Linked DNA regions of Homo sapiens: region 1 is linked to region 2. The links are chromatin contacts, found by Hi-C in ENCODE. All regions are on one chromosome and are shown on one strand. The core of a region is the stretch at or near the end of the contact, and the rest is flanking DNA. Distances in the headings are between cores, read along the strand shown. Region 1 holds the start of SLC67A2 (solute carrier family 67 member 2). Region 2 holds the start of ZNF2 (zinc finger protein 2).

Region 1 (5,863 bases), core at 1,951-4,450, 7.6 Mb before region 2:
TCACAATCACGTTATATTTCATTTATTTTGAAATTTTTCCCATTTCTGAGCAATATTTTTCAGTGTACAGGTCTCTCTTGGGTCTTTGATTTTATCTCATCCCATTCACCCCAAGTAAGAACTAAGTTAGCCTATTACAATTTCATGAATGCCAGCAGAAGACATAGGACGACTGGATCAGAGACAAAGGATTTTATCACTCATGACACAGCGAGCAGCATAAACATCAGCATATTTGCATGAGTTTTCCATGCCTCTACATCTCATGGAGGTTGTATTAGTCCATTCTTGCATTGCTATAAGGAAATACCTGAGACTGGGTAATTTATAAAGAAAAGAGGTTTAATTGGCTCACAGTTCCACAGACTGTACAGGAAGCATGGAGGCATCTGCTTGGCTTCTGGACAGGCCTCAGAAAACTTACAATCATGGTGGAAGCAAAGGAGGAGCTAGGCATCTCACGTGGCAGGAGCAGGAGCAAGAGAGAATGAAGGGGAGGTGCTGCACACTTTTAAACAACCAGATCTCACAAGAACTCCCTTACTAACTCACTATCATGAGAACAGCACCAAGAGGATGGGGCTAAACCATTCGTGAGAAACCACTCCCATGATCCAATAACCTCCCACCAGGCCCCACCTCCAACACTGGGGACTACAATTCGACATGAGGTTTCTTGGGGACACAGATCCAAACCATGTCAGCAGTGGACCCATATGAACGCTATACATCAAAATTGAGGAACACTGAGCTTGGGGTATTCATCATTGGTAGGCTTTCTGTTTATTTCATTCCCAGGGATGCTATAATCAATTAGCCATAGTCAAAGATCCCTGCAGGTCAAGGCATTCTGGTGACTGGTACACTCCTGCTGACCTTAAAAGTAAATGTGTCCACCTTGTCTTCTGAGTTTAAGTGCTATGACCTGGCCTCTGATAATCTGGAAATCTTTTCCTCATATAATCAGAGAGCTTATCTTAAAGGTGGTATCCTCTATGGCTATACCTGGCCTACAAAAGAGAGCAATCGCAAATCTTTTCAAAACTGCAAGTGCATCTCTCACTAATACATTCCTCAGTGCCTTAGTGCAGGAAGTGTCGTCTTGGCCTCTTCGTGGAATATATTTGAGTATTAGGCTTGCAAGTCATACATAATAAATCCACTCTGACATTGTCATTTTTCCAAAACTTTTGGAGTCCTTTATCCACATTTTGCCAGGAAAACTCTGGCATCTGAACATCATTAAATATAGGCCATCTTTGAGTCTAAATTTCAACCAACTGACTAAACTACTAGAGCTGCCTCCAGCTGCACAAGCTAACATATTACATCGGTATATGTTGTAAATGCATCTATACTAGTGAATTCTGCCTAATTTAGTGTTATATTATTCCCTTTTTTTGTCTGACACCCTTAGAAATCTCTCCCCCAGGTTTCTAAAGTTTACATTGATTATATATTAGCAGAGACTTCCAAATCTTTTATTATTATTATTTTTACACAGAGTCTCCCTCTGTTGCCAGGCTGGAGTGCAGTGGGGCGATCTCAGCTCACTGCAACCTCTGCCTCCCGGGTTCAAGCTCTCCTGCCTCAGCCTCCCAAGTAGCTGGGACTACAGGCGCGCACCACCACGCCCAGCTAAATTTTTTGTATTTTTAGTAGAGACAGGGTTTCACCATGTTGGCCAGGATAGTCTCGATCTCTTGACCTTGTGATCTGCCCACCCTGGCTTCCCAAAGTCCTGGGATTACAGGTGTGAGCCACCGCGCCTGGCCGTGACTTCCAATTCTTTTGGCGTGTATGAGATGTCCTCCTAGGTTATAATGTGTACCTGTCACCAGAGCATGCTAAAATTTCACCCTAGCTATGTATTTAGTAGCCACAGTGAGTGGTTTTAATGGGTTAACATGAGCAGCCCTTTCAAGGCGCCTTTCCCAGATGAGTTACTCACAAAATTTCAAGCACAAAAAGACTAGTTTCCTCAGCTATAGGAGAGCAAACTAGTTCTCCTGCAAAGGAGTCTCAGAATAACTTGGGGGTTCACGATTGACAGTTTCACCTGGATTCAATTATATGTCTTAATTCTAAGTATCAGTATTCCACTTCTCCCTATTCAGTGCCACCTCCCATGAGAAACTTTGCAACACTGAATTTAACAGATCTCAGAATTAGCAACCTACACAAGTAAATTGAGATTTTGAGCAAAATCTCAGTAAAATGTCAGAGTCTTCTTGATCCCACAGTGAAAGAGGAATAAATAACAAGTTCTAAAGAAAAGAGGGGCTAGTCACTATTGTTAACATTTATTACTTACCATGTGTCATGGGCTTTGCTAAGTAATTTAAAGGCATCTTTTGGTGTCATGCACTCACTTAATTCCTTTCACTGCACTCAGAATAAACCCCAAATCTCTGTTATGGCCTTCTGGGTCCTAAATGGTCTGCACTCCTGCTGACCTCTCAGTTTGATGAGGAAGTTTCAGCCACACATATCTTCTTTCCACTCTTCTCAGCTTACATGTCACCTCCTCCAAACTGCTTTTCTAAAGTAGCTCACTCCCCACCTCATTACTTTCCACATCAAGACCGTGCTTCTTTATATTATCACCATATTATTTTACTTATTTTATGCTTTTTCATTGCATGTTTAGTATTTTTATTTATGTTTATTTACTGCGTGCTTATTATTTTTACTCCATGAGACTGTAATCTCAACTCAGGCATAGACCATCTATGGTTTGTTCACATTGCACTGCACCAGAAAGGATCTTAAGAAGCATGTGTAGAATTCTCACACCTCTAGAAGTTGGACTACATTATTTCCTACTGCTTTTTAAATAGGCAAACGAAAGCTTGGAGAGCCACGTTAACGTATCCTAGGTCTGTCACAACCAACTGGTGGCCAGGGTCTGTGGATCTTCAAGCTGGAGTTGGTCACCTCCTAGCACAACTCCATAGGAGGAAGTGAAGCTCAATACAATTCCCTCCTGTCCTCCAACGATAGGGGCAGCAGGGTCTGTACCCAGAGGAAACAAAGAGCATCATCATTATCATCACAAACTGGTGTGTGCTTACCGTATTGATGATGTGCCCAGTCCCCACCTTGCCTGAGACCAGAACTCCCAGCCAGCACCGGCCACGCACCCGCGGAGCTGCCAGGTAGCACCCGCCCCCTCTCTCTGCGCAGGCGCGCGCCTCCTGCTTCCGCTCGGGGCGGGGCTGGGCTCCCGGGGTAGGTCCGCGGCTGCTGCTGCGTCCGACCCCCGGCCGGCGCGGGTATGGAGCTTGGGGGTCACTGGGACATGAACTCGGCCCCGAGGCTGGTCTCGGAGACCGCAGAGCGGAAACAGGAGCAGAAGACAGGAACCGAGGCGGAGGCTGCCGACTCCGGTGCCGTCGGAGCCCGCCGCTTCCTGCTCTGTCTCTACTTGGTGGGCTTCTTGGTGAGTGCGAGCGTGGGGGCTGGGAGCAAGTGCTGACTGTGTTCGGGCCTGGGGACCCAGGCGGTTCTTGGAGCTTCCGGGGAGCTCCCAGGGAGTGGGAACCCGCAGTCCGCCTGGTGAGTGCCTCACTACCTATCAAGCTCTCCTCTTGCCCTATCACCCACTTCAGTCTGCATCTGGCCACACTGCTTTATTGCCCCTCGCGCTTTCTCTTGCACCCCGTTCGCGGAACGTCTTCCCTTCCCTGCCTTTTGAGAAGCCCTGGTACCAACCTCAGGTGTGACCAGGTGTTAAATGCTGTGGCAGGTGCAGCTTTTGCAGGGCGGAGAACAGGGGTGTGGGCAAGCTTGGAAAAGCCCAGCTGCTGTGCGGCTGCTGGTGAGGTAGGGACACGCAAGCCTTTTTACCAGAACAGGCAGGGGAGGCCGCTCTTGACCCCGCTTGGACAGATTTAGGCACATTTTCACTAGGATTCTTGGTTGACTTAAATATTAAAAAATGCAGATCAGAGTGAATTTTACCCATCTGCCTTTCGACAAACTGCGCATTGCACAGCGTAGGTTTGGTTTCATCATGATGTGTGTGCCTGTGGTTTGCTTTTTTACCAGACCAGGCTGGAGAAGCCGCTGTTGATGACCCCACTTGTACAGAATTGGGTGCATTTTCACTAGAGCTCTCGGTTGACTTGAATGTTTAAAAATGCAGATCAGAGTGAATTGTACCCATCTACCTTTGGACAAAGGGTGTGCATTGCACAATGGCGGTTTGGTTTCATCGTGTGTGTGTGTGTGTGTGTGTGCGCGCGCGCGTGTCCTGGTTTGCTCCCTGAGTGCTAATTTCCCACGTAGAATGGAAAGTTTAGTAAGCTGATTCATGGCATTTCTGAACACCTGCCATGTGGCAGGTGCTGCGGAGCTTCACTATTGTAATCCACAGTTCTGCCACAGAAGAATTCAGTCTTACAAGTAAGCTGATGTTGGTAGTTTCTGGGCCATTATCTGCAAGAACCCTAGATCCACCTCTGCACTCCTCCCTTTCCAAGGCTAGGCCTGATTCAGCCCTGAGTGTGAGCTAATCCAGTATCTTGAGGGTAAGGAAGCTGCGATAAGTGTCAATGGGAGAAGGCTGCCTTTGAGGCCTTGAAGATAGTATCTGATGGCACTGGGCCCTGGCAGGGAGTCATCGTTTTCTGCCCAGATGCAGATCAAGACCACCACTTCTCCCAGTTTCATGCACTCTCCATGCCACCACCTCCATGCAAGGCGTTCAGTTGGTAGCAACTCTATGTTGAGTTAATAGTTAAGATCACCATGAAAGCATGTTCATCAAATTGCTGCAAGCCCAGAAACACAAGGTCTTCAGGGAGGGCGGCTTTTTAGAGAGGATTTCTCTGCCTCTAGGCCATTGCAGGATCCACCCTCCAGCTCCATGCCTTTAACTTCAGAGACTGGCACTCCTTCTGACCACTATTCCTTTAATCTAGTAGTTCATTCTCAGCATGGGGATGCTTCTTCTACTTTTCAGTCTAGGCACCTAGAATTCACAACCAGTGAGTATGGGTGGTTCTTGGAGAGGAGTTGGCTGACATCCAGCCTTTTTAGTTATGGGTCCCAAGCTACTGCTGTCCTGTCTCAGAAGGGACTTGGGCTGGTTCAGCCAGATGAAAACATTTGAGCCCTTACCTGGAAAGTCCAGACTAGGGTTCAGAGAATTTGACTTAGAATTCAAAGTAGTTTTAGTATTAGAATAAAACAAAGCAATTCGCAGATCATTTGTTAAGGTCAGCCTTCCAATACAGATTTGAATATTCACAATTTATCATATGTTTTCTTTATGCTGTGTATTTGGCAAGTCTAATCTAGCAAGCCTGATACAGAATTTTAATAACTTTAATAATGTATTCAAGAGAACCATTAGGTGTCTCATATCTTAAGGGAAAAGTTTATGGTTTCCCAAAAGTTGAAAGAGTAGGGATTTTTTTAATGGAAAATATTGTAAACAATTAAATATATGAAGCTTTACATGAAAGTCACATAAAGCTACCTAACAGATGATTGTTAGGTAACATCTAAGGAACATTATACATAATTTAGTTTTTTTTTGACATATTTAGGGATGTAGAGACCTCTAAGATTCTTGGACAAATGGTTTCTGAATGGGAGAGGAAGGGAACAAGCTTAGAGAAGTCATTTGCCAAATTGTTCTGTTTTAGCAGTTATCCGTACTTCCAAGTTTTAATTTGTTTAGGAGGGAAGACCAAGATGACCCTTGAGGCCCGTTTTGTTTAGGATGCTTAGATGGTGATGAGATCTATTATTTCAACCACTTTTTTCCTCCAGATACTTGGTGAGATTTGTTTTCCATCCCATCAGCTTTATTCAGGTGATAATTCATTTTCATTGAGATAGTCCAGTAATCAAT
Region 2 (5,159 bases), core at 582-3,081:
CTGACGTCAAGTGATCTGCCCACCTCGGCTTCCCAAAGTGCTGGGATTACAGGCATGAGCTACCGCACCTGGCCTACCAATGCATTTCTGATCCTATTATCTCTATTTCTTTCTTTTTTTTTTTTTTTTTTTTTGAGACTGAGTCTCGCTCTGTCACCCAGGCTGGAGTGCAGTGGCGCAATCTTGGCTCACTGCAAGCTCCGCCTGCCGGGTTCATGCCATTCTCCTGCCTCAGCCTCCCGAGTAGCCGGGACTACAGGCGCCCGCCACCACGCCCGGCTAATTTTTTGTATTTTTTTAGTAGAGACGGGGTTTCACCGTGTTAGCCAGGATGGTCTCGATCTCCTGACCTCGTGATCCGCCCGCCTCAGACTCCCAAAGTGCTGGGACTTACAGGCGTGAGCCACTGTGCCCGGCCATATTATCTATTTCTCTGTAGCTTTTCACTGTTCGGACAAGCTTCTGCTTATTCAAGTGGTTACTGTAACTGCTATGATACTGCACTAGCTTTTCTTCCAACCACTAAAATTGCTGTCTTTCTGTGACTCTTTTTCCCCACTTTTGCCCTGGAAACATGGATGCTGCCCATAGCTCAGTCTTTGTACTTTCTTCGTTTTTGCCATCCCTCAGAAAGTCCATCCACATTCAGGGCTCCATTTTCAAACTCTACAGATGTCCATGTCCTGTAATTGTATTGTAATTTTACAATACAACTGTATTGCATTCTTCCAGACTCATCCTGCATTTCCAAATGACTGCAAACCTTAAATCAGGCGTTCCACCATCACCTCAAAACTATCTTCCTTTAGGCAATTCCACACATCAACGCCTCTTCCTGGCTTTACATTTGTATCAGATGTTTTATTGTTCTCCCAGGTGTCCCAAATTCAAACTCTTACCTCACTCTCTTTCCTCCCAAATCTAGTCACCAGGCCCTTTTGACTCTTCTTTTGCAGTGTCATCTGTATCCTTCCCTTTCACTACCACCACCATAATTCAAGTCCACAACATCTTACTCCAAAACTACCATACATTCCTAAGTAGCTCTCTGCTACTGGTCCTTTCCCCTCTCTAGTCCTGAATGTGACCTCTAGAATAACTGTCTCCAAATAGTTTCATTCGTGTCAGTCCCTGGATCACACCTATATAAGCCACCTTGCCTACTGAGTCTTGTCCTGATTCTCTGAGTCCCGGGCCCTGGCTCCCAGCGTACCTTTTCTTCAACCTTGTCTACCACTGTTCCTGCATTTCTGTAAAAACTATCTCCAGCTCAAATCTGCCTAACGCTTAGCTGCTTCTTTCGTGGTTTTTGTTTTGTTGTTGTTGTTTTTCTTTCACGTCAAATCCCACCTCCTCCATGAAGCCCTCCAGCACTCGTGCGGAGGCCCAGGGCAGGGAGCTAAATGAGGCAATCTGAGGCGCTGTCTGGCAAAGACGGAGCGGCAGCATCCTAGATTTGGTGTCAATTCCACCCACGTTCATTAAGCACCCATTATGGGAAGAAGAAACGGGAGAGGCGGAGGAAGACTCCAAACCTCCAACCTTAAAGTCCGGGACCGACATACAATGGGTGCCCAGACCCCACGGGACACACGCACACACGGGGGTGGATGCACAACTTTCCGTCCGCACCGAGACGTCGCGACACACGCTCTGCAGGCTGGCCTCGCCCGTGTCACCCCGTTTTGCTCCCACAGCACCTCCCCAAAGTTCTCATGTCCCCTCTCTCGGCTGCTGCGCTCACTCCGCTCCTTGAAGACACACACCCACAACCCTCACCTCCGGCACAGAGTGCTCGGGACCCGGGAAGACGGCGCCTCTTCAGGTCGGGAAACCAACGCGCCTGCGCACAGGGTCCTGGCGACTGCGCTCCCAATCAATGCGGGGCCTTCGCAAGGACTTCATCTCCCAGAAGTCTCGGCGTCCGGTGCGCTTTAATATGACGTCCGAAAATGTGTGCAAACGCCGGCTTCCCGTGGCTGAACAGGATCCAAAATGGCAGCGCTGTCGCCTTAGCTGGGAGAGCGAGCCGTTGTGGCTGTTTGGGAGACTTATGGTCACCCTGAAGTACTGCCTGCCTCTAGTGTCGCGTCCCTCCAGTATCCGATGGGAGCGCCGTCCGCAGGGAATGTGTCTCTCTGATCATGGTGCCTCGTGTCCAGCTCTGGGGAAGACCGAGACGAAATCGAGTCAGCTGGCGTTGGGAGAGGGCTTATTTCCGCTTCCGCTTGCCCACTTTCAGGAATTTGATTCTGAGAGCAGGGCTGCGGTTCCAGGCAGGGTTTGTACACATATTTGCGTTGGAAGGAGAGAGGAGCCTAGGACACATATGTATTAACTGTGCAGCTGGTCCGACTCCCGACAGCTTCAGCGCACACCAGCCAGCCTTGGAGTTGCTGGAACGGCCCTGGCTGCAAGCTGGAATCACCCGGAGAGCTTTCGACATTGATGCCTGAGGCCCAGCTGTGGAGCGACAGTTTGAAAAGAGCTGCAGGTGACTCTAATGTGCAGCTAAAGCTAGGAACCACTGAGCTACATCTCAGGGAAGACTGAAAATTACAAAGAATATGATAAAATCTTACTTCAGGAACAAAGCTACGTTTTTCCAGGTTAATTTATTAGTGGTTTGGGTTTTTTTTAAGTTTTTGTGGGTACACAGTAGGTGTGAACATTTATGGGCCACCTGAGATATTTTGACACAGGCATGCAATAAGTAATAATCTCATCAGGACAAATGGGATATCCATCACCTCAAGCATTTGTCCTTTGTGTTACAAACGATCCAGTTATATTCTTTTAGTTACTTTAAAATATACAATATTATTGGCTGTAATTACTCTGATGTGCTATCAAATACTAGTTATACTATTTCTTATTCTATTTTTTGTACCCATTAACTATCCCCACTTCCCCACCCCGCCAACCCTTCCCAGTCTGTTAACCATCCTTCTACTCTCCATCTCCATAAGACTACACTTTCATTCAAAAAATCCAAATTGCTCACCATAAGCAAGGCACAGTTACAAATATGAGTAAGTTACTGCCCCAAATGAACTCTTGGTCCAATGGAAAAAATCAGAATGTAAAATCACAATAGAGGCAGTATGTTCTATAATTATGTCACATTCAACATACTATGAGAGTACAATGGAGGAAGCTATTAACTATGGCCGGGAAAGGTGGGAAAGGATTCCTTTCACTGGTATACTTAAATACTTAAGAAAAAAAAAGTGTGATCTAAACAGTGAATAGTACATGCAAAGGCATAGTCTAGAGGATAAAAGTGAAAATAATTAGTAGCAAAATGAATGCCTTGTGGATGAGGTTTAGGGGCCAATAACTATCTTGAGGTAAGGCCAGGTTGTGGCTGCCTTTGTGTTGTACTAAGGGGTTTGGACCTTCCTAGGAGATTAGAGCTTGATTAAAGTCACAACATCCATAAGAGAAATACTTTTTTTTTTTTGTTCCCTTCTGTGTGGTGGTTTTTATTATTTAGCCTTATACTGAGGGTGGAAACTGGGGTCCTGAAAGTGTTTCCTTCTAGAATATTCCCCACCCACTGGCAGGCCCTAGGCTTTGTCTTTACCGCTTCCAGGTAGCTGCCAAAGTGGAAGTTTATGTGCTCTAGGATTTAGCAGTCTAAAAGTCAGGTTTGTTGCTCGATTCTCAGAATTCTAGCTCTCACTTTATTTATTTTTTGAGACAGGCTCTGGCTGTGTCAGCCAGGCCAGAATGCAGTGGCATGCTCTCAGCTCACTGCAACCTCCACCTCCTGGGCTCACGTAGTCCTCCCATCTCAGCCTCAAGAGTAGCTGGGACTACAGGCATGCACCACCATGTCTGGCTACTTTTTGTATTTTTTTGTAGACATGGGGTTTTACCATGTTGCCCAGGCTGGTTTCAAACTCGGGCTCAAGCAATCCACCCTCTTCGGCCTCCCAGAGTGCTAGGATTATAGGCATGAGCCACTGCACCTGGCCCATTTCACTTTATTTTTTTAAATGTTTACAAATTCCTCACTTTCATGCCTGCTCATCAGTGTGTTTATAAAGATGTTTGCAATTTTTCAGCATTTTTAGTTTTTTTATTAAGAGGGCTGTTTAGGCCATCTAATCGGCCATGTTACTGGGAAGATTAAGAGAATTTTAACTGATATTCTCAAAAGAGTTAGGAGGAGCATATGGAAGCTAAGCAGCCAAGAAGTGACATACATCCATCTTTTTAGAGTAAAACAGGTATCTCTTGGGCCCAGAAGCTTGTAGGCTCTGCCAAATTGCAGGATGTTATGGCCGTCTGATGCTGTTTAACCACTCCAAACTTAGTGGCTGAAAACAACAATTTTATTAGGCCAACATGTTCTGTGGGTCGGGAACTTGGATGGGCACAACAGGGATGGGCACACAGGGATATCATTTGGATATCCTCTCCAAATCTCATGTTGAGATGTAAACCCCAGTGTTGGAGATGGGGCCTGGTGGGAGGTATTTGGGTGATGGGGGCAGATCCCTCATGGCTTGGTGCCGTCCTTGCAATAGTGAGTACTCCTGAGATCTGGTTGTTTACGTGTGTGACACCTTCCTGCCCTCCCCAACTCTGTTTTGTTCCTGCTTTCACCATGCAAAGTGCAAACTCCCACTTCACCTTCCACAGTGAGTGAAAGCTCCCTGAGGCCTCCCCAGTAGCCAAACAGATGCCGTTGCCATGCTTCCTGTACAGCCAGCAGAACCAAGAGCCAAGGAAACCTCTTTTCTTTATAAATTACCCAGTTTCAGGTATTTCTTTATAGCAGTGCAAAATGGCCTAACACAGCTCGTTTCTGCTTCACAATTTCTGGATCCTCAATTGGGAGGACTATATCTGGCACCCAGATTGGCACCCGTGGCTAGGCTCAGCTGGGACTGTTCGCCAGTGTCCCCGCATGTAGCCTCTCTTTGTGCTTGGACTTCCTCACAACATGGTGGCCTCGGGGCAATCAGGCTTCTTGCACCTCATTTCAGGGCTCTAAGAGGGTCCCAGTGAGCAAGACAGAAGCTGCATGGCTTTATTTATTTATTTATTTATTTTGGAGACGGTTTCGCTCTTGTTGCCTGAGCTGGAGTGCAATGGCACGATCTTGGCTCACCACAACCTCCGCATCCCGAGTTCAAGTGATTCTTCTG

What was found. Hi-C counts contacts between places; a loop is a spot of excess contacts on that map. Pooled maps may share reads with other maps.
Region 1: a loop to region 2 is called in a pooled map, with 10 times the contacts of the local background. The contact joins the promoter of SLC67A2 here to the promoter of ZNF2 in region 2. A Hi-C loop is called at or near these places in 4 of 50 pooled maps.

Annotation. Positions count from the first base shown.
Region 1 is chr2:102,734,225-102,740,087 of GRCh38, reverse strand. SLC67A2 (solute carrier family 67 member 2) reads left to right here and starts at 3,200. Exons shown (of 6, transcript NM_032718.5): 1 at 3,200-3,442. The coding sequence starts at 3,278. It also overlaps a transcript of TMEM182 not described here. RefSeq lists a silencer at 3,084-3,293.
Region 2 is chr2:95,162,481-95,167,639 of GRCh38, reverse strand. It overlaps ZNF2 (zinc finger protein 2), which reads right to left and starts at 1,831. Exons shown (of 5, transcript NM_021088.4): 1 at 1,780-1,831. RefSeq lists enhancers at 1,715-2,144, 1,572-2,206, 2,207-2,843.